Regions from separate parts of the Homo sapiens genome. Here all the other regions are linked to region 4. A link is a contact called in ENCODE Hi-C or POLR2A ChIA-PET data. All regions are on one chromosome and are shown on one strand. The core of a region is the stretch at or near the end of the contact, and the rest is flanking DNA. Distances in the headings are between cores, read along the strand shown.

The links. A loop is a pair of places that touch in the nucleus more often than their neighbours do. ChIA-PET counts read pairs that join two places held with the same protein, here RNA polymerase II (POLR2A). Pooled maps may share reads with other maps.
Region 1: a loop to region 4 is called in a pooled map, with 9 times the contacts of the local background. The contact joins the enhancer-like site here to the promoter of SUPT3H in region 4. A Hi-C loop is called at or near these places in 4 of 50 pooled maps. POLR2A ChIA-PET finds 5 or more read pairs at or near these places in 2 of 52 experiments (K562 and activated T-cell).
Region 2: a map of CD8-positive, alpha-beta T cell shows a loop between it and region 4 (8-fold over the local background). The contact joins the promoter of CLIC5 here to the promoter of SUPT3H in region 4. A Hi-C loop is called at or near these places in 2 of 168 maps with a recorded cell type or tissue (CD8-positive, alpha-beta T cell and naive thymus-derived CD4-positive, alpha-beta T cell), 1 of 37 single-sample maps with no recorded cell type and 11 of 50 pooled maps. POLR2A ChIA-PET finds 5 or more read pairs at or near these places in 1 of 52 experiments (activated T-cell).
Region 3: a loop to region 4 is called in a pooled map, with 18 times the contacts of the local background. The contact joins the promoter of CDC5L here to the promoter of SUPT3H in region 4. A Hi-C loop is called at or near these places in 1 of 37 single-sample maps with no recorded cell type and 17 of 50 pooled maps.
Region 5: a map of CD4-positive, alpha-beta T cell shows a loop between it and region 4 (14-fold over the local background). The contact joins the promoter of ENPP4 here to the promoter of SUPT3H in region 4. A Hi-C loop is called at or near these places in 3 of 168 maps with a recorded cell type or tissue (B cell, CD4-positive, alpha-beta T cell and naive thymus-derived CD4-positive, alpha-beta T cell), 2 of 37 single-sample maps with no recorded cell type and 13 of 50 pooled maps. POLR2A ChIA-PET finds 5 or more read pairs at or near these places in 2 of 52 experiments (CD4-positive, alpha-beta memory T cell and activated B cell).
Region 6: a pooled map shows a loop between it and region 4 (5-fold over the local background). The contact joins the enhancer-like site here to the promoter of SUPT3H in region 4. A Hi-C loop is called at or near these places in 2 of 37 single-sample maps with no recorded cell type and 3 of 50 pooled maps. POLR2A ChIA-PET finds 5 or more read pairs at or near these places in 2 of 52 experiments (IMR-90 and OCI-LY7).

What each region holds. Positions count from the first base shown.
Region 1 is chr6:44,429,788-44,432,616 of GRCh38, reverse strand. CDC5L (cell division cycle 5 like) reads right to left here. Exons shown (of 16, transcript NM_001253.4): 14 at 2,707-2,829. Among named protein-coding and RNA genes, the nearest start is that of MIR4642, 4.4 kb to the left of the region's middle. Within about 2 kb of position 1,301, at least 3 of the 41 ENCODE cell types and tissues checked have a DNase peak (open chromatin) inside an H3K27ac peak, as active enhancers do.
Region 2 is chr6:46,014,437-46,017,307 of GRCh38, reverse strand. CLIC5 (chloride intracellular channel 5) reads left to right here and starts at 1,448. Exons shown (of 6, transcript NM_016929.5): 1 at 1,448-1,828. The coding sequence starts at 1,766. RefSeq lists enhancers at 646-1,490, 1,491-2,335 and a silencer at 1,748-1,797.
Region 3 is chr6:44,386,283-44,388,982 of GRCh38, reverse strand. It overlaps CDC5L (cell division cycle 5 like), which reads right to left and starts at 1,277. Exons shown (of 16, transcript NM_001253.4): 1 at 1,115-1,277. The coding sequence starts at 1,159. LOC124901323 (a long non-coding RNA gene) reads left to right here and starts at 1,064. Exons shown (of 4, transcript XR_007059595.1): 1 at 1,064-1,944. RefSeq lists an enhancer at 1,196-1,395.
Region 4 is chr6:45,376,402-45,379,234 of GRCh38, reverse strand. It overlaps SUPT3H (SPT3 homolog, SAGA and STAGA complex component), which reads left to right and starts at 1,301. Exons shown (of 11, transcript NM_003599.4): 1 at 1,301-1,467. The region is part of intron 2 of RUNX2 (RUNX family transcription factor 2); the gene reads right to left. RefSeq lists silencers at 1,010-1,059, 1,380-1,659 and an enhancer at 826-1,369.
Region 5 is chr6:46,128,466-46,131,282 of GRCh38, reverse strand. ENPP4 (ectonucleotide pyrophosphatase/phosphodiesterase 4) reads right to left here and starts at 1,294. Exons shown (of 4, transcript NM_014936.5): 1 at 1,094-1,294. It also overlaps a transcript of CLIC5 not described here.
Region 6 is chr6:44,732,644-44,735,453 of GRCh38, reverse strand. All of the region lies in intron 1 of LOC101929770 (a long non-coding RNA gene), which reads right to left. Among named protein-coding and RNA genes, the nearest start is that of MIR4642, 300 kb to the right of the region's middle. Within about 2 kb of position 1,438, at least 3 of the 41 ENCODE cell types and tissues checked have a DNase peak (open chromatin) inside an H3K27ac peak, as active enhancers do.

The DNA.
Region 1 (2,829 bases), core at 52-2,551, 950 kb after region 4:
TTTTCACTTAAGTGCTAAGTTTCAAATATTAATCATGAGTAATGAATGGCTCAAAGACTACCTCCAATATAAACCTCAGGGCATTTTTTTTTTTTAATCCATTCAGGAGACACCAGCCACGACAAAGCTGGACTTCATCTTGCTTGATAGGCAGTGATAGGGCCATAATTTAGATTCACGGTTCCAAAGTTCATGGCAGCAAAAATCAAACACACTGGCAGCCATGGCATACAGTGCTTACAGAGAAGGGCTTATCTCCTGAACCTAAGAGTGGAAAGGATAATTTAAGTATAGCATTTAGTTTATACAATATAACTGGAGTTCCTTCCCCACAACAAACTTTGAATAATGTTTATAATTTAGCAATCAACTGAAATGAAAGAATTACCACAATTGAAATAAAATATTTATGTATTTCAAACCAATAGAACTGTGTCTTCAAAAACTAAAACAAGCTAAAAGAAACCTAGTTCTGAATTAGTGATGGATACAAATAAAATGGGGGTTTGTTTATTCAAGTCTTTGAGCTGCTTTTCTTTTTTTAAAAGATTTCATGAACTTTCATTTGAAATAAGCACAGTTTACCAAATTAAAGGACTTGATTAAGTATTCTTTAAAAGTAACTAGCTGGGTAAACAATAAAGTAAGTTATCCAAGAGTCAAGAAAAGAAAAATGACTTCAGACTGCTTTATGAATATTCTCCAAAATCACCAATCCTTCAACAAAAATAGTTCAACGGAAGATTTCAGTTCCTGGTACTGAACTGAACAAAGAGAACCACATGTTTTTAATGGTTGCTCATAAACGACCCAAATAAATCTCCAAAAGAACAGGAGTGGCTCTTTCTGTATTTTTCCCTTTAAAATTCATAAGACCAATTCAACACAGAAATAAAAATTACTGTACTTTATGGCACCACTCACTGTGTGACACATTTATTTGCTGTCATGAAAGTTAGTACCTCAACAAAGTAAATGAGATTTAGGGAGAAAAAAATTTTCTACCATTTAAAAAAGCACAAAATGTTCTTGCCATTTGCGGCAAAAAGAGTTTACCCACCTCAAATGAGAAGATTTTCATACTAAGTAAGAAACCTAAGTATTTATATATAAATAATACAAAGAAGCTTTCCAAATAGCTTTTCAATCAGTGATGATGCTGATATTAGATCACAATTACACTGCTAACTACCATTTATAAGAAATGAAGCCTACACAACAAAAAAATGTAACTTACAATTTAACCACTGATGTTCTATTTTCCCTGGCTTTAACACTGAACCACAACACAGAGCAACAGCACACCCTGCTGGAAGTTGGTAATACAAATAATTAGCAGCACTGAACTAAGATTTTACCCAAGATGAGAATTACTTCAGAACCAGTCATTTCTCACTGAGAAAAAAAGAGGTTCACAGGCATTAACCATCAGCTACCTATATATATGTGATCTTAATGGTTAAATTAAAACTCAGAATAACTCAAATTAAAAGATACTGCTTTTTCCTGCTCATTTCCTCAGCCCCATACAGCCCCAACCACCCCAAGTGATTTTACTACTTCTGGCTTTAACCCTAAATAAAAATATTTTCAAATGCACTTTTTGTAAAGAGAAACTGGTAATCACATAAAAGAGGAAACCAAGACGATTTTCTGTATATGACTGCCTGAAGTACCCCTTCTCTCCCATCCCACCTTGGCCTTAGAAATGCCCCTAAAGATTACCATTAAAAATGCACAAGGCATAGCCGGGCATGGTGGCTCACGCCTGTAATCCCAGCACTTTGGGAGGCTGAGATGGGTGGATCACGAGGTCAAGAGATCAAGACCATCCTGGCCAACATGGTGAAACTCTGTCTCTACTAAAAATACAAAAATTAACTGGGCGTGGTGGGGCGTGCCTGTAGTCCCAGCTACTAGGGAGGCTGAGGCAGGAGAATCGCTTGAAACCAGGAGGTAGAGGTTGGAGTGAGCCAAGATTGCACCACTGCACTGCAGCCTGGCAACAGACTGAGACTAGGTCTCAAAAAAAAAAAAAAAGAATGCACAAGGCAGCCTGGTGGTCTGTGAACCACAATTTACATGCCATTGGCAAAATGCCTACACAGATTCTGGAATTCAAAATATGCAAACTATATTAAGAAACCACATGTCCTGAAACTGCATCTAGTATGTTTTCAACATTTTCACAGACATGAAAAATCATGGAAGCCACTAACTAGATAATCCAGCTCTGCCCTCCCTAACTCAAACTCACAGTAATCCAAGGATGAACAGAATTGTATTTAAGTTTTGTAAATGTACTCTCTTTGTTATAAAAAGAAAACTCCTCGTTACTGCTGAGATTCCTCTTCAGAGAAAACAGGCTATGCTAGCAATGACCTGCCTGTTCTGAGTGACTAGTATTGGCTTCTTGGCTCCTTGCTCCCACATCTAAAGGTTCTGATTGACCTCTGGTCAACTTGCAGGGCACTCTTTAGTCATGAAGGCCAACAATTCTTTAAAAAAAAAACAAAAACAAAACAAACAAAAAAAAACAATGAACAAGGCCAAGAAGATCCAACACTTAAGTGTAGTTTTCTCCAACAACTAAAAAGGCAATAAGCACCTCAGGTGTGTTTTTCTGACATTGTCTCCAGTGGCATTATTTAGTTCATTATCTCAATCAAAGTACATTTAAAATTAAAATTTTAAAAGGATACCAACCTCGAGCCTCTTTTCAAGTGATTCAATTCTGTCCTTTTTACTAGCCAGATTGGCCCGTGTGTAGCGGCTCTGCCCAGGAAGATATAAAACTTGACTGTAGCATTCTTCCCACACCTGGTTATA
Region 2 (2,871 bases), core at 199-2,698, 640 kb before region 4:
AATTTTTTAATAAAGCTATTAAACAAATACATGTTTTTAGTAAGGAAGGACATAGCACAAACAGGATTAATTAAAGAGAAGGCAAAGAAGACAAAGAGAATTCCACCAGATTCTGGTGCAAAACATTCAATAATTATTTTTTAAAGAACTGAAGGGTGGGAATGTCTGTTGGTGCAACCACTTTAGAAAACCTATGGCAGTGTTTACACAAGGAGAGCATTCTTATACACTACAACTCAGCAAGTCCACTCCTAAGTATACATCCAAGAGAAAAGTGTCTGTGAATCCAACCAAAAGATGTTTGATAGAGAGAATGTTCGTGACAGAGTAGTCATGATAGTCACCTGCACAAATGTCCATTGACAGAAGAATGAATAAGTAAGTGTGTCGGTGAAAATGGATGATACACAACTACACATAGCACAATGGATGAATCTCACAAACATAGTAATGAGCGAAAGAAGCCAGACACCAACATTCCAGGCAAAAAGATCCTATGCTGCTACAAGCCAGAATAATGGTTACCCTGGGACAGTGGAGACGGGAGAAAAGATGTGGAGAGGAGAGAGCAGGAGGAGCTTCTAGGGCTGTGGCTAACATTTTATTCTTCATCTGGCGCTCGTTACATGGGTGGGTTGGATTGTGAAAATTCATTGAGGCATACACCTAAGATATGTGCATCTTTTCTGTGTTTGCATCCTACTTCACTAAAACAACCAGAAGAGAACGGGAATGAAGTAAGATCAGAAAATAAAGGAAGAAATAGAAAGAAAATGAAAGAAGGGAGAAGAAAAATAAACAAACCCAGAAGGCTGAAAGGCATGGAAGCCGCACCTGACCGGGTTGACTCACCCCTCTGCCCCAGGAGCCACCCCTGCCCTGCCCTGCCCGTCCCCAGCACCCTACTCTCCTTTTGCTTAGCCCAAGGATGGCAAATGCCCCTTTTGGTGGGGGTTCTGAGCATCACTAAGACAGGAAGGGCTTTCCAAGTGGGTAAGGCTGGTAGTGGAGTAACTCGGAGGAGCTGACGCTTTATTAAAGAAACAGAAGACTTGAGAGCCATCTCCTCTCTTCCTTCCCCTTCCCCTTTCCCCTTCCTCTTCCCCTTCCCCTTTCCCCTTCCTCTTCCCCTTCCCCTTTCCCCTTCCTCTTCCCCTTCCCCTTTCCCCTTCCTCTTCCCCTTCCCCTTTCCCCTTCCTCTTCCCCTTCCCCTTCTCCTCGACTCTTTCTGCCTTCGCCTCATTATCCGCCCCCAGGACATCCTCTTGGCCTTGGTGGCTTTGCCAGGACCAGCTCTGTCTCCGCCTCCTGCCCTGCGGGGTCTTGGGGCGGGGGGCCGTGGCCCGGCCCAGGCCCGAGCTGCCGGGGTGTCCCCGCCGCGTCCCCGCCCGGCTGACCCCGCCCTGCAGCCGCCGGCTATTTTGGGCGCGTTGGCGGCGGCGGGATCGCTGACAGTCGCGGATCCTGTGACACCTCCGGGCAGCCCGGCACTTGTTGCTCCCACGACCTGTTGTCATTCCCTTAACCCGGCTTTCCCCGTGGCCCCCCGCCTCCTCCCGGCTTCGCTCCTTTTCATGTGAGCATCTGGGACACTGATCTCTCAGACCCCGCTGCTCGGGCTGGAGAATAGATGGTTTTGTGAAAAATTAAACACCGCCCTGAAGAGGAGCCCCGCTGGGCAGCGGCAGGAGCGCAGAGTGCTGGCCCAGGTGCTGCAGAGGTGGCGCCTCCCCGGCCCGGGACGGTAGCCCCGGGCGCCAACGGCATGACAGACTCGGCGACAGCTAACGGGGACGACAGGGACCCCGAGATCGAGCTCTTTGTGAAGGTAGGTCGGGGTCCAGTCTCCCGCCGCACCTGCCGCGCCTCCCGCCGGGCTCACCCACCAGGGCTCGGGGTGCGCTGGACTCCGGACCCTCCCAGGAGGGCGGCGCGGAGCCCTGTGCTCCCCCGTGGCCTTTCCGCAGGCCAGCGCCCCGCTGCGAGGCTCCTGGGCGGAATGGAGGAAGGCAGGTTCCGGCAGGTGGCCGTCTTCTCGGAGAGTTGATCCGCAGTTTGTCCACCCCCGTCCCCGCCTCCGCTGTCACCGCTGCGAGTCCGAGTCCAGAGCCCAGCCCGGACGCGATTCAGGCTGGTCCTGAAAGACGTCTCCAGGTGTCGGGATGCGGCAGAAACCTGGCTGGACCCGTGAACCTTTCCTTTAAAACGGGAGGAGGGGGAGGAATGGGAGAGAAACGTTATTGACACAATGATCTTTGGCAAAGCGAAAATGACATTTCTTAAAATTCTCTTTCTCTCTTTCGCTCAGAGATCCTAAAATAAAAGCCAAGGAGACAAAAGTGTTTTCTTGCTTGGTGACTTGCAAAGCAGAAAACAAGCACTCCATTCTCCGACGTTATTATTTTTGTCATAATCATGATTTTTCAAGGCAGTATCAAGGAAATGTTAGGCGTTTGGTAGTAGGGAGAGCCTCCCGTTCAACCTGATGCAGACAGGGATGAAGGAGCACAGTGCAAATTAAATGAAGTCACCTTGCTCCTTGGACAGAAACTGCCTAATGTCAGAGCTGCTGTACTTTATTTGCAACCTGTAGGAGGAAGGATGGAGGCGAGGCTGCGGCGGCGTTTCCCGGTCCGCCGGTGTAAGGAGAAAGAAACATTTGATCAGCCCTTGGTGCCGACGCTGCAGAAGTAGGGAAACCTGAGGCTGCGGGAGAGTAGCCTCCAGGGCTGAGCAGAAACAGTCGCCAGGACTTGGGGGAGGGGAAGTCGGGGACTGCCTGGGCGCCAAGACCTTTCACAAAGGGGGAAAACTCTCTCAGTGCAAAGTTTCCCTAGAAATATGCAGATCGCTGAGAAGGGAAGAGTCACT
Region 3 (2,700 bases), core at 28-2,527, 990 kb after region 4:
ATATTCCAAACGTATTAACTCGTGTAATCCTCAAGAGAGGTTAAGTATTATTATCCCAATTTAGAAAAAGTAGAAAACTGAGGCTTTCAGAAGTTAAGAAACTTACCGAGTACCACACAGAGGATGTGATGCTTACAAAAAGACAAAGCAAGTTTTAACAAACGGAAGAAAAAGGTATCATGAGAATATCGGGGGTGCAATTAATTCTTACAGAGATTCCAAGAAGTGTTTCCGAACTAGGTTTGAAGGATGATCAGAAAGATGTCAAGCGCTAGGAAGGCAAAAGATGTAAAAAAAAAAAAAAAAAGAAGCCATAAAATGTAACGAAAAAAAGACACAGAGCATGAAAAGACATGATGTGCTCCAGAAACTGATAAATTCGGTACACTCTGAACACAAAACGCACTAAAATCTAATTTCTATTTCACTCCCACTCTACTGCCCTTTGGCTCACCAATGGCACTATCCACTACGTTTCTGGAAACAGAGACTATCCTAGGCCAGTTTTTCCTTTCTGGCTTCTATCTAGGCAAAGGCAGTGACAGAAAGAGACAGACCTTGGGATCTGTCGAGATGGCAGACAGGTTATGCCCTGATAACAGATAACCAGAGAGATGCGGGCATAAACGGGCTCTCTGAACCTGGCACTCAAACTGCTTCCCCTCTGCAAGGAAGTCAATGGAGACACAAAGTTGTGGCCACGGCAACTTCTTTATTTCTGAGTATGAGACAGAGTCGTGGTGCCTGGACTAAGAGTGGATGGTGCCCCGGGGGACCAACTCTGGCTGAGTTGGAACTCTGAGTTCTTCCCGGGGCCGGGGGGGGCGGGGGGGCGGGGTGGGAGGGGGCGTATTCAAGTCAACAAATGTTCACTCAGGGCCTAACAAGTGAGCTTGGAGCCGAGTAGCCAGGTGGTGACATCACGGTCCCTGTCCTACTGGCGCTCGCACAACACGGGGCCAGACACACGGAAAGGGCCCCAAGGGTCAGCCCCCGGGCTGCCCTCCACGCAGACCCCACAGGGTCTCCTCGTCGCCCCCCCGACCTCCGCGCGCGTGCGCACAAGCTGCTAGAGGGAGCGGCGGGCAGCGGACGGCGGGAAAAGGAGACTTACCTCGGTATTCCTCCATACGCCCCCCTTGATCATAATTCGAGGCATCTTGGCGGCAGGGTGTCTCGGCAAGCAGCCGAGAGGAGCTTCAGAGAAGTAGTAACAGCGATTGGGCCACCGGACTCAAAGCCGCCACTTCCTCCAAGCGCGACCTTCTGCTTTGAAGATCTGCGCAAGCGCAAGGTGGGAGGGGGCGCAGAATAGCAAGTCTCGCGAGATATTGGGTGGCTGAAAGGGAAAAAGTGTCTTGTGGAAGCTCAGCTGCAGGAAGACTAACACAAAACCATCAAACCACTCTGGCCAAAGCGCCTTACGCCCCGCGCATGTCCAAAACAGAATGGAAGAAACTACGGCTCTCGCGAGATAGCGGCGGTAGCGCTTGGCTGGGAACTTAGTGGTGGGATTGATCGTGACGTCACCGAGTGGCAGAGGGTGGGAACGTCACGCGTACGGAATTTCAGCACAGTTGCTCCGAAGAAGGCTTTGTTAATTTATTAATCTAGCCCTTTCAAGTATTTCAGTAATAGGAATTTATTCACAGAATACTCAGGAAAATCCAGTAGTTTATTTAAGGCTCAGTTTCCTAACCTGTAAAATAGAGATCATAGTAATGCCAACCTCACAGGATTGTCGTAAGGGCTAAATGAGATCATAGACCCAGCACAGTATCTGATCCATAATAACTGCTGCAAAACAATAGCAGCTATTACTGCAAGGAGGGCAACGCCAACTTCACCCCGTCCCCAGGTGATCCAGGCTTCTTCCAGAAACCTGCAGAAACGTCACGTCAGAGTTTTTAATTCATCGCCCAGTCTGGATTAATAATGCCATTGGTACGCACTGGTATTAGACAAAGTCGAGTTGGGTTGAAATATTGTGAAATCTTGGCTTTCTCATAAGTTTGGGTAATAACCTTACTGAATCTCAGTATCCTCATCTGAAAAGTGGAGCTAACAATACCCGCCTCGTAAATGAGGAGGCAGATTAACTGAAACATAACTAAAACCCAGTGAGGTAGGGATTGGCAAACTCTCTGCTACCCCACCCCAATTACTCATGCAGTCTCCTTCATCCTTCCAGAACATCTCTGGCTCCATCCCTGGAAAATATCAAAATATTTAGTGGGTTGGGAAATGCCCTATTTATAGTACTTAGTATTTATATAGTGCCTATCTCTTTATATTTCTTCATTTCTCCGTTTGCCTCTTCTGGAAGAGCTACAGAATTTTCTTTTTCCTTTTAGCTTTTATTTACACACATTCTGTGCAATTATGGTCAGCAAGAGGGCATTTTCCATGGCCACCCTGGTAGTGTTTGCCACTCAAAGGTTTATGCTGGCGGGCAGCCCGCCCTTGAGCTGTTTACCCACTGTGTGGTGTATAAGAAACCATTGGACCTGTGGCCAGTTAAACTCAAACAAAATGTTTTCATTTGGACCTCTCCTGTAATGGGGCGGTTTTTTTTTAATTTGTTATATTTAATTTTTGTGGGTACATAGTACACACATATTTATGGGGTACATGAGATATTTTGATACTGGCATACAACACATAATAATCACATCAGGGTAAATGGGGTATCCATCATCT
Region 4 (2,833 bases), core at 52-2,551:
ACACATCAAGCTGAGCTCTCACATCCTAAATATATCTATTCTTTTGGAATTTTAGGTATTTGGCAAATATTGAAGCGTTGGGGAGATTAAAGAGAATCAAACACAACACTAGCAGACTCAACTACAATCCACAGAGGAAATAACCAAATAAGTTGCTATTTTAAACAATTTAAGCAAATAGAAGGAAGGGATTTCAGAACTCACAGTATCTATAGGCAAGAAAATAACTGAAGCAGTGATGCTTAAAAAGACTTGGTGAGGGTTAATACTTGAATCCCTATAAAATACAGTATTTTATAGTATTTGACAACACAGGTGTGAAGGTGAGCATGGATAACCAGTTTTCTTCTCTAAGCAGGCAATAAGAATGTTAAATATAAATAAGACTTCATATAATATAAAGAGTGAAAGACTGAAAGCATTGTCTTACGACTACTGTATTATTTAAAGAACTACATCTATATCAATTAAATGTGGCAGGACAGAATGTACAGTACAATACTGGGGGTGCAAGATTTTAAAATGAGGAACAGGCCAAAATCTAAACACAGAATCGTCCAAAAAAAAAAAAAAGCCTTCAAGTAGAAAAAGTTTTCAATAACAAAACATGGTAGTTAAACGCCTGCGTCTAGTAACATGAGTTGGGGAAAAAACATTAATAGCAGATTAATGAAACAGATTCTGTGCGAGGTCAGGGTAGGGAGTGATGGCGCGCGGAAGCGGCGTAAGAGCTGGTTTCGCCGTCCCAGAAAGGGTTCCACATCCACACGCCTGTACTGCGGCCCTGCGGGGAGCGTTCAGACCCCTCCGTTTCCCTTCACCATTGTAAACGCGCAATCCCATTAAGATCCCGTTCACTCCAATTCCTGGAAAGAAGCTTAGAACGGTGAATCTCTTCCTCGGAGTTGAAAATCAACTTCCAGTGCCGGTCACCCAATCCTTCAAAAATCCTAGCCCTCTCGGGCCCAATTCCTAAAGAATTCAAGCCTGCACCCTGTACACCCTGACCGATCTCAGCTCGTCCCCACTCCGCTCCCAGCGTCCCCAGCTCTAAACGCCGCCGCGTGGCTCAGCGCTGCCCAAGCCGGGCCCTGAAGGCCGCGCACAACGCCCCGCCCCCGGCGAGCGTGGCGGAAGTAGCTCGCTCGGGCTGGGAGAGCGCGCGCCACCTGGCCAAGCGCGCATGCGCCCGCACTGCCAGTGCGGGGGGCGTCCGTATCGCTTACTCCTCAGTCTCCGCAACCCCCGCCCCACCGAGAGTCGGGCTCACGCCATCTTGTACCCCCCCCATCGCCCCGTCACACAGCCGAGTCACCTTTTCCCTTTCTACACTCCACACTCTCAGTCCCCCACCCCGCCCCTTTCCAAGCGTGTCCCGGGCCGCAGCAGCAGAAACCGCACCATCTCCACCCCCACATTCTCCTCGCGGGAAGCGCAGCAGTGCCTCCAAGGGTTCTTAAAGCAGAGGTTGTAGGGCTTGCGGGGGGCGGTGCGGGGATTCGGGCGGGGGAGACGTCAGAGAGCCGGGAGGGACGCAGAGCGGAGATCCCAGCGTCGCTGGGCCCCCGCGCCGGCCACGCCCTGGCCCCGGCTCGAGGGCGGCTGCCTGGGTCTTCGTGGTCTACGCCGGAGTGTTGAAGGGAGGGCGGCTGTGGGAGGCGCTGGCCGGGCGCAGCGCCCTGGTTCCGCTGCCGAGCGTGGAGTTGCCTCTCGACTCCTCCCTTTTGGCGGGTGGGCGTGGGGTGAGGGGGGCTGGGCTGTGCTGAGAAGCGGGGTGCGCGGGTCGTCTAGGTAGTGTGGGGGCTGCCGGAGGAATCATTAAAGAGGGAAATTGTTGCTTTATGGCACGGCGAGAGAAGAGTTAGGTAGTTAGTGGGAGTGTAGCATCCAGAAAGAGGAAAAGATCCGCTGTGTTCTCTGTGGGGTGAGCTCACGTCTGTGACCCCTGGGGAAATTATTTAGCTTGTCTTTGCCTTGTTTTGGTCTGTAAAATGGCGATCTTATAGCCTATTTCAGAATTGTGAGGATTATATGAGAAAATACACGTTAAACGCTTAGAACAGCGCCAGGTGCTGCTCAGTACATATTAGCTCTGCTTTTGCTCTCCACGTTTTAGGAGTTCAGAATGACTGTGACCTTATTTTCTCAGAGAATCAGGACACTTGGTCTCACACGTGAGAGTGAAGTTATGAAGACAGTGATATGTAATATTTGACACTCAGACGATCCTGGACGTAGTATTACTGTACACGTGGATAAATTAGCATTTCTCCAAGAGGCTAATAGAAATGTTAAGTTATTTCGGTAGAAAGAAATGTGTGTGTATATATATGTATATACATATGTGTGTATATAAGTATATGTATGTGTATATATGTATGTATGTATTTGGAAGGAGAGGACCTGGGGTCTTAGTATATGTGAAGGGCAGACTCTGGAAGAGGAATTAAATTCGCCCTGCAAAGATTTACTTGAAGGACAAAACTTGGGGAATTTCTGGTGAATGTTTCAAAGAGGCTGAATTTGCCTATGAGAAACAGTTCGTGAGAGTACTTTGCAAGAATGGAATGCTCTTCATTGTGCTATGGAAAGTTTCTTATCTCAGGATATTCGGGACGTTGGAGCGAAGTATGCCTAAGTCTAGGGCTGCACTTTTCACTAGCAGTTTCTGCCTTGATGGAGATGTTCCATAATCTGTGCCTTTAGGCACTAGTGGTAGCCTAGGCACAGTGGCTCTTCAGCACTTGAAATGTGATAAGTGTCACTGAGGAACTTAATTTTTAATTTTATTCATAAATTAATAAATTGATTTACGTTTAAATACCCACATGTG
Region 5 (2,817 bases), core at 45-2,544, 750 kb before region 4:
ACCTAATGCTAGATGATGGGTTAGTGGGTGCAGCGCACCAGCATGGCACATATATACATATGTAACTAACCTGCACATTGTGCACATGTACCCTAAAACTTAAGGTATAATAATAATAATTAATAAATAAATAAATCTAAGACCTGAGACCATAAAAAAAAATGTCTTCCAAATTATATCCTGTAACTAATTTAAGTGGAGGTGGGGGGAAGACGCACAAGTGCAGCAGGCCTCTTAATTTCCTTAAAACAGATTGAAACAATCTCTGAGGGGAAAAAAGAAGAAATAGAAGCTCATAATACTGAAACCAGCAGTTGATATTTCACAGTAGTTGGCAAATCTTCCTTCAGACTTGGGTCCACAAGATTGCCTGATTAAGCAAAGCCCTTCTGGAGTCAGATCTGGTGTAAACCTGAATCTGCCTGTCACTAGTTGTACAATCTTGGTTGGACGCGTCCCTTCACTTCTCTGAGCCTGACTTTCGTCATCTGTAAAATGGGAATGCTATGATCTCATAGGGTGGTTGTGACAAGAAAAGGAAGCATTGTTTTTAAGTCCTTACGTGCTTTTAATCCAGCCCTTTAAAAAGGCACTTAAATGTACCTTTTATTGTTTGGTTGGCTTGTTTTCCAGGAAATTAGTTCTTAAATATCATTATCTATAATTAACATAAACTCTAATCTAATATTCAGACAGACGGATGTCGATGCCATGGGTGGTTCTCCTTTAAAACCAAAAGCCTGGCGACCCCGCCCCAGCTCCCCTCAATTTTACCCCAGACCCACCTTAGGTTCCTCCACTACCGTTCGGCTGACTTCCCTCCCTTCACACTTAACACCACAGGTTGCCTTCCCCAGCACCTGCTAATTTTTCTTTCCTCTTCCCTTCCTGGCCTCCGCCTCGGCCCGCCACCTCCCTGGCTCTTTGAGTCCCTTCGTGGACGTCCCCGCCGCGCCCCAGGGGATGTGCGTGTAGTGGGGGAGAGTGGGTCATAGGGTCTGGTCTCACCATCTCTATTTTCAAAGCCCCTAGGGGACTGGAGAGGGGGTGACATTGCCCCCCAGAACGCCGAGCGCGCGAGGCGCGTACTCACCAGCCGCCGCGGTCGCTTCTTTCCAATGCGCGGAACTCGGCGCTCGCGGCACCTGGCACTCGTGGGAAGTTGCGGGGAAGGGGGACCTGGAGGAAGAGGGGCGATGCCGAGCTCTTCCTGAGGCGCCTGCGCAGTGGCAGGCGCCGCGCCGCGGGGCACAGCCCCAACGTCCCTATCTGCGCCGCTCGGGGCGCTCCGAGTGTGCGCAGCTGCCAGGCGAGCGTCTAAGGCGCCAGCTCAGGGCTGGCTGGGACCGGGCAGCAGAGTCTGAAACACGTCCTTGGATTGGATGCTAGAACCAGCGTTGAATGTAACTTTCTTTCCGATTGGTTAGACAGGTGCTTGGAGGGGTTGTATCGGACCTAAGAGTAGAGGTTGATTCCACTCTCCCACCACGCACTTTTCGTATCATCCTAGATCTGGATGCCCTTCATGGAACCTAAAAACCAGCGAGTCCCGGAAAGGCCTCAGGCAATTGCCAAGCCGATGGCCTTCTGCCACTTAGTTAATGTGCACCTGGCAGCTTAGGTGGCCGCGGAGAAAGCAACTTTGGCTGCACCAAGGTCCGGCACAAGTCTGGAGAAGCTTCAGCCAGTTCCAGTGAGTTGGGATAAATGAAACGTGGATCTACCATAGACGTCTGTCCGTCTTACTGGATAAGCGAGCACCTTTACCGGGGAAGTTAGGTAATAGTTTACAAGTAAGGTTAAAAGCAGCACAGTGCCTGCGGCAGGGAACCAGTAATGAGTTACAGCTGAGAAATGGGTGCTTACTTTGACAGACGCGTATGTGGGATTGTGCTCCTGCTTTTAATTGGAAGGTTATTTAATAGAATAATGTAACTAAACTTTCCAACATAAAGAGCAGTTACCAAACAGAAGTAGAATTATTCGCTAACAGTTGGGTTGTCCAGGCACACTTGGCAGTGAGAGGATAGCATCTTTTTTCTTTTTATCTGTAGTGCCAAACAGAACTTGGTATAGAAGTACTTGCTAAATCACTATTGAATTTAATTGTCCCGCTTGTTAAAATGCAGGCTCCAGAAGGTATTTTCTTTCTTGTTCACTACTGTATCTCCAGCTCAAATAAAAAGTACAAATAAATTAAGAATATTAATCACATGTGATATCCTCAAGTGTTAAGTATTTAATAGCTGTAAATCCAGTACCTGGATTAGTAAACTGCAGTACTGGACCTTAGATAACAAATTCTGACGTTGGTCCCCTTGGTCTGAACCTTACAGTATAGCTATTACCAACAATCTGGAAGCAGCCATGGAGATGATTTGGCAATAGATGTATTCCGTTGATTATTAGTTTGTGCCTTGATAAATTAATTCCAGTTTTAAGTCTCAGGTTGGCCTGTGCATTGGTGAATATGGGCATCTTAGATCCATGGGCTTTCAGAGCTGGAGGGGATGGTAGTGGGTCTGTAGCTGAATCCCTAGAACCTGCAGACCCTAGAACCTGGTTTGAATACTCACTCTGTCACTCACCAGCAGAGCAATCATGGGCCAGTGTCTCAACCTATTTGAGCTTTCATTTCCTCATCTGCAAAACGCGTCTTGTTACAATACCAACCTCTTACTATCAAATGAATGAGGAAAGCGAGTAGAGTATTCAGCACAGTATCTGACACATGTTGTTTTGGGGATTATTATCATTATGACCAAAAAAGTACCCCAATTTGAACAATAGTCAGGGTAAGGCCAAGTTTTGGGGGAA
Region 6 (2,810 bases), core at 189-2,688, 640 kb after region 4:
CAGATGGGAAAAGGGGCTGCTCAGGAATGTGTAGGGTTTCAAGCACAACTGGCATTCCTTCAAGTGTGCAGTATGAGGTATGGCCCCTTAGAAGCAAAACCCACACTGAAAATCAAACTAAGAGAGAAAGTGAAATGATGGGCTGTCTGCCTGCTTTCCCAAGCACTCCCCTCAGGACACCTTTAAATGCTTTAAGTGGAACTGTGTCTCTGCACACTTTTGCAGTTTCATGTATACTGTCTGAAGCAGAGGTTAATGTATATAGCCTTGTTGCAACTGGGTGGACTTTCTCAGTTCCCTGGTTGCTTGGCCACCAAAGCAAGCCCCGAGCAGGAGGGTGGAGGGCAGTAAGAGAAAGAGCATGGGATTTGGGGTCTCAGAGGATCTGCAAACCACAGCTGAGCTGTGGCTAACACCAGCGCCAGTGATGGAGGAGCTATAAATCTTGTGTGCCCTCCAGCGAGCCCTTCTCACCTCTGGGCCTCAGTTTCCTCCTTTCAACAGTGAGAACATCAGACCAGATGACCCTCCGGGTTGCTCCAATGTTCTAGGCAGTGGACCTTCATGGAGCAACTGAATATTCATGAAGTTGTGAGCAGGCCAGTCCTAGCCAGAGCCAAGCAGATGCACTAGCAAGACCCCCTCCCACCCATTAAAGAGTAATGATGGTGTGTCACAGTCCATCGGCTGAGTAGGCCACTCAATTCTCCATCTCATCTACCTTCTTTGATCTGAAGGTCACACAAATGGTTCCCCTTTAAGTGCATGGAGAATACTGTCCTGCCATAGGAACAGCATTTAACAAAGCTGGGGGCCCGAGGTGCCCAAAACCATCATCATAATAAAGTAAAAGATCAATGTATCCAACAATGCCACCCCTGTTTGCCAAATTTATCAGCCACAACAGCTTTGCTGTGAGGTGAAATGTTGGGGGCTGGGTTGGGGAAATCAGTCGCCTTTCCTTACTATGCAGCAGTTTAGCCATAATTCTTCTTCAGATTTACTTCCTGTAGCAGTCTTGTCTCCTCAGATTCTCATTTCTTAGAATCCTTTCATGATTATCCCATAGTGCCTAGAACAGGGCTGGGCACACAGTGGGTACTTAATAAGTATATATGGATCTGTTTTCAGGCGTGTCCAGGAAAAGAAGACTAGTATTTCAGTTACCTGTGGCTGCAGAACAAACTACCAATTTAGTGGCTTATAACAACGATTTATGATTTCTCATGAATCTGTGTTGACTGGATTCAGCTGGGTGGTTTGGCAGGGCTCATTTAGCAGCTGCTTTCATCTGGAAGCTTGTTTGAAGCTGGAATGTCCAAGATGGCCTCTTATCCTCCAGAGCTTCTCTCCCATGTCCCTGCATTATCCACTGGCCTAGTCTGGACTTCCTTTTAGCAGCAGGGTGGCTGGGTTCCAAGAGGAACTGTTCTAAGAAGACAAGCCTAGTGCGCAAGCACTCATAAAGCCACGGCTTGGATCATGCTTGTTAATATCCTTTTGGCCAAAGAAAGCCACATGGCAAACTCCAGAGTCAATGCAGGAGCGACCACACAAAAGTGTGACTTCTAAGAGACATAGTTCATTGAATGCCACAAAGCAATGACCTACCACAGCTGGTGAATCCCCTCTGCCCCCTTCGATGGGGATAGAGCCATGATACCCTGAGCCATCCTCTACCCTCCCAGAAAAGTAGAAGACAGGACAGGTTTCTCAGTGGAAAACCATCCTCCAGAGCATGTGAGGAAGTCAAGTCACCCACTGCCAAGTTAGGGAGGGAAGGTTCCTTGAGTCCCATCATGGTCATGCTCAAAATCTAGCAAAAGCTGGACTGTCTTTTCAGATCCTGGGGGACAAGTGGAACCTGTCACTTGCATTCATTCACTGAATATAGTACCTGAGCACTACCATCATGGAGCACTTGGGATCAAGGTGTATCAAGGGAACCTCTGCTACCAATAGCAGGAGAGGAACACATGCATTTCCACGCATGTCCTTGTTGGCCATGGGGATTGTCTTTTTCCACTGGGGAGTAATAATGTGGTGCAGTGGTTAATTGCATGGACCCTGTTGGCAGATGGCTTGGCTTCAGATTCTAGCTCTGCCACATACCAACTCTGCTGACCTGGGCAACCTGCCCAGCCCTCCTGAGCTATGGTTCCCGTGTCTAAATTCTCGTGAGGGTTAAATCACTTAATCCATGAAAAGCACTCAGAACAGAGGTTGGCATAAAATAAGCACCAGGCAAGCATTTGCTAATATTATTCATGAGTAACCCTTACATAAAGAATTCTTTTTTCAAATTACAAACCTAATATATACTCGATGTAAAAACAAACCAACCTTGCAATATCTGAAAAAAGAAAAAAGGGAAAACCCACTCACACAATTCCTCAACCCGAAAAGAATCCTCTTCACCTCCTGGCATGCACACTTAGTGTTTTCCTATGAAATATGTACACATAGCCATTCTTTTCATTACAAAAAATTGTCATACTGTTTGTAGCCTGCCAGTTAAAATGTAATAATATGTCAAAAATGTTGGCCATAAATATTAATCTACAATTTGATTTTACTATCAGCATGTATTTAATGATGTAATCTATCCTTTCCTGTGGGATATTTATATGATCTGTGATTTTTCACAAATAGAAGTAATGCTGTGATACATATCCTCATACGCATCCCTCATTATGTCTTCAGAATAAGTTCCTAGAAGAGGAAAATGCTGGGTTTGAATGGAATGCCTACCTGCAGGGTTGATTCAGATGCTGCTGTCCTGGCCTGGAGAGAATGAGTGTGCCTGGAAG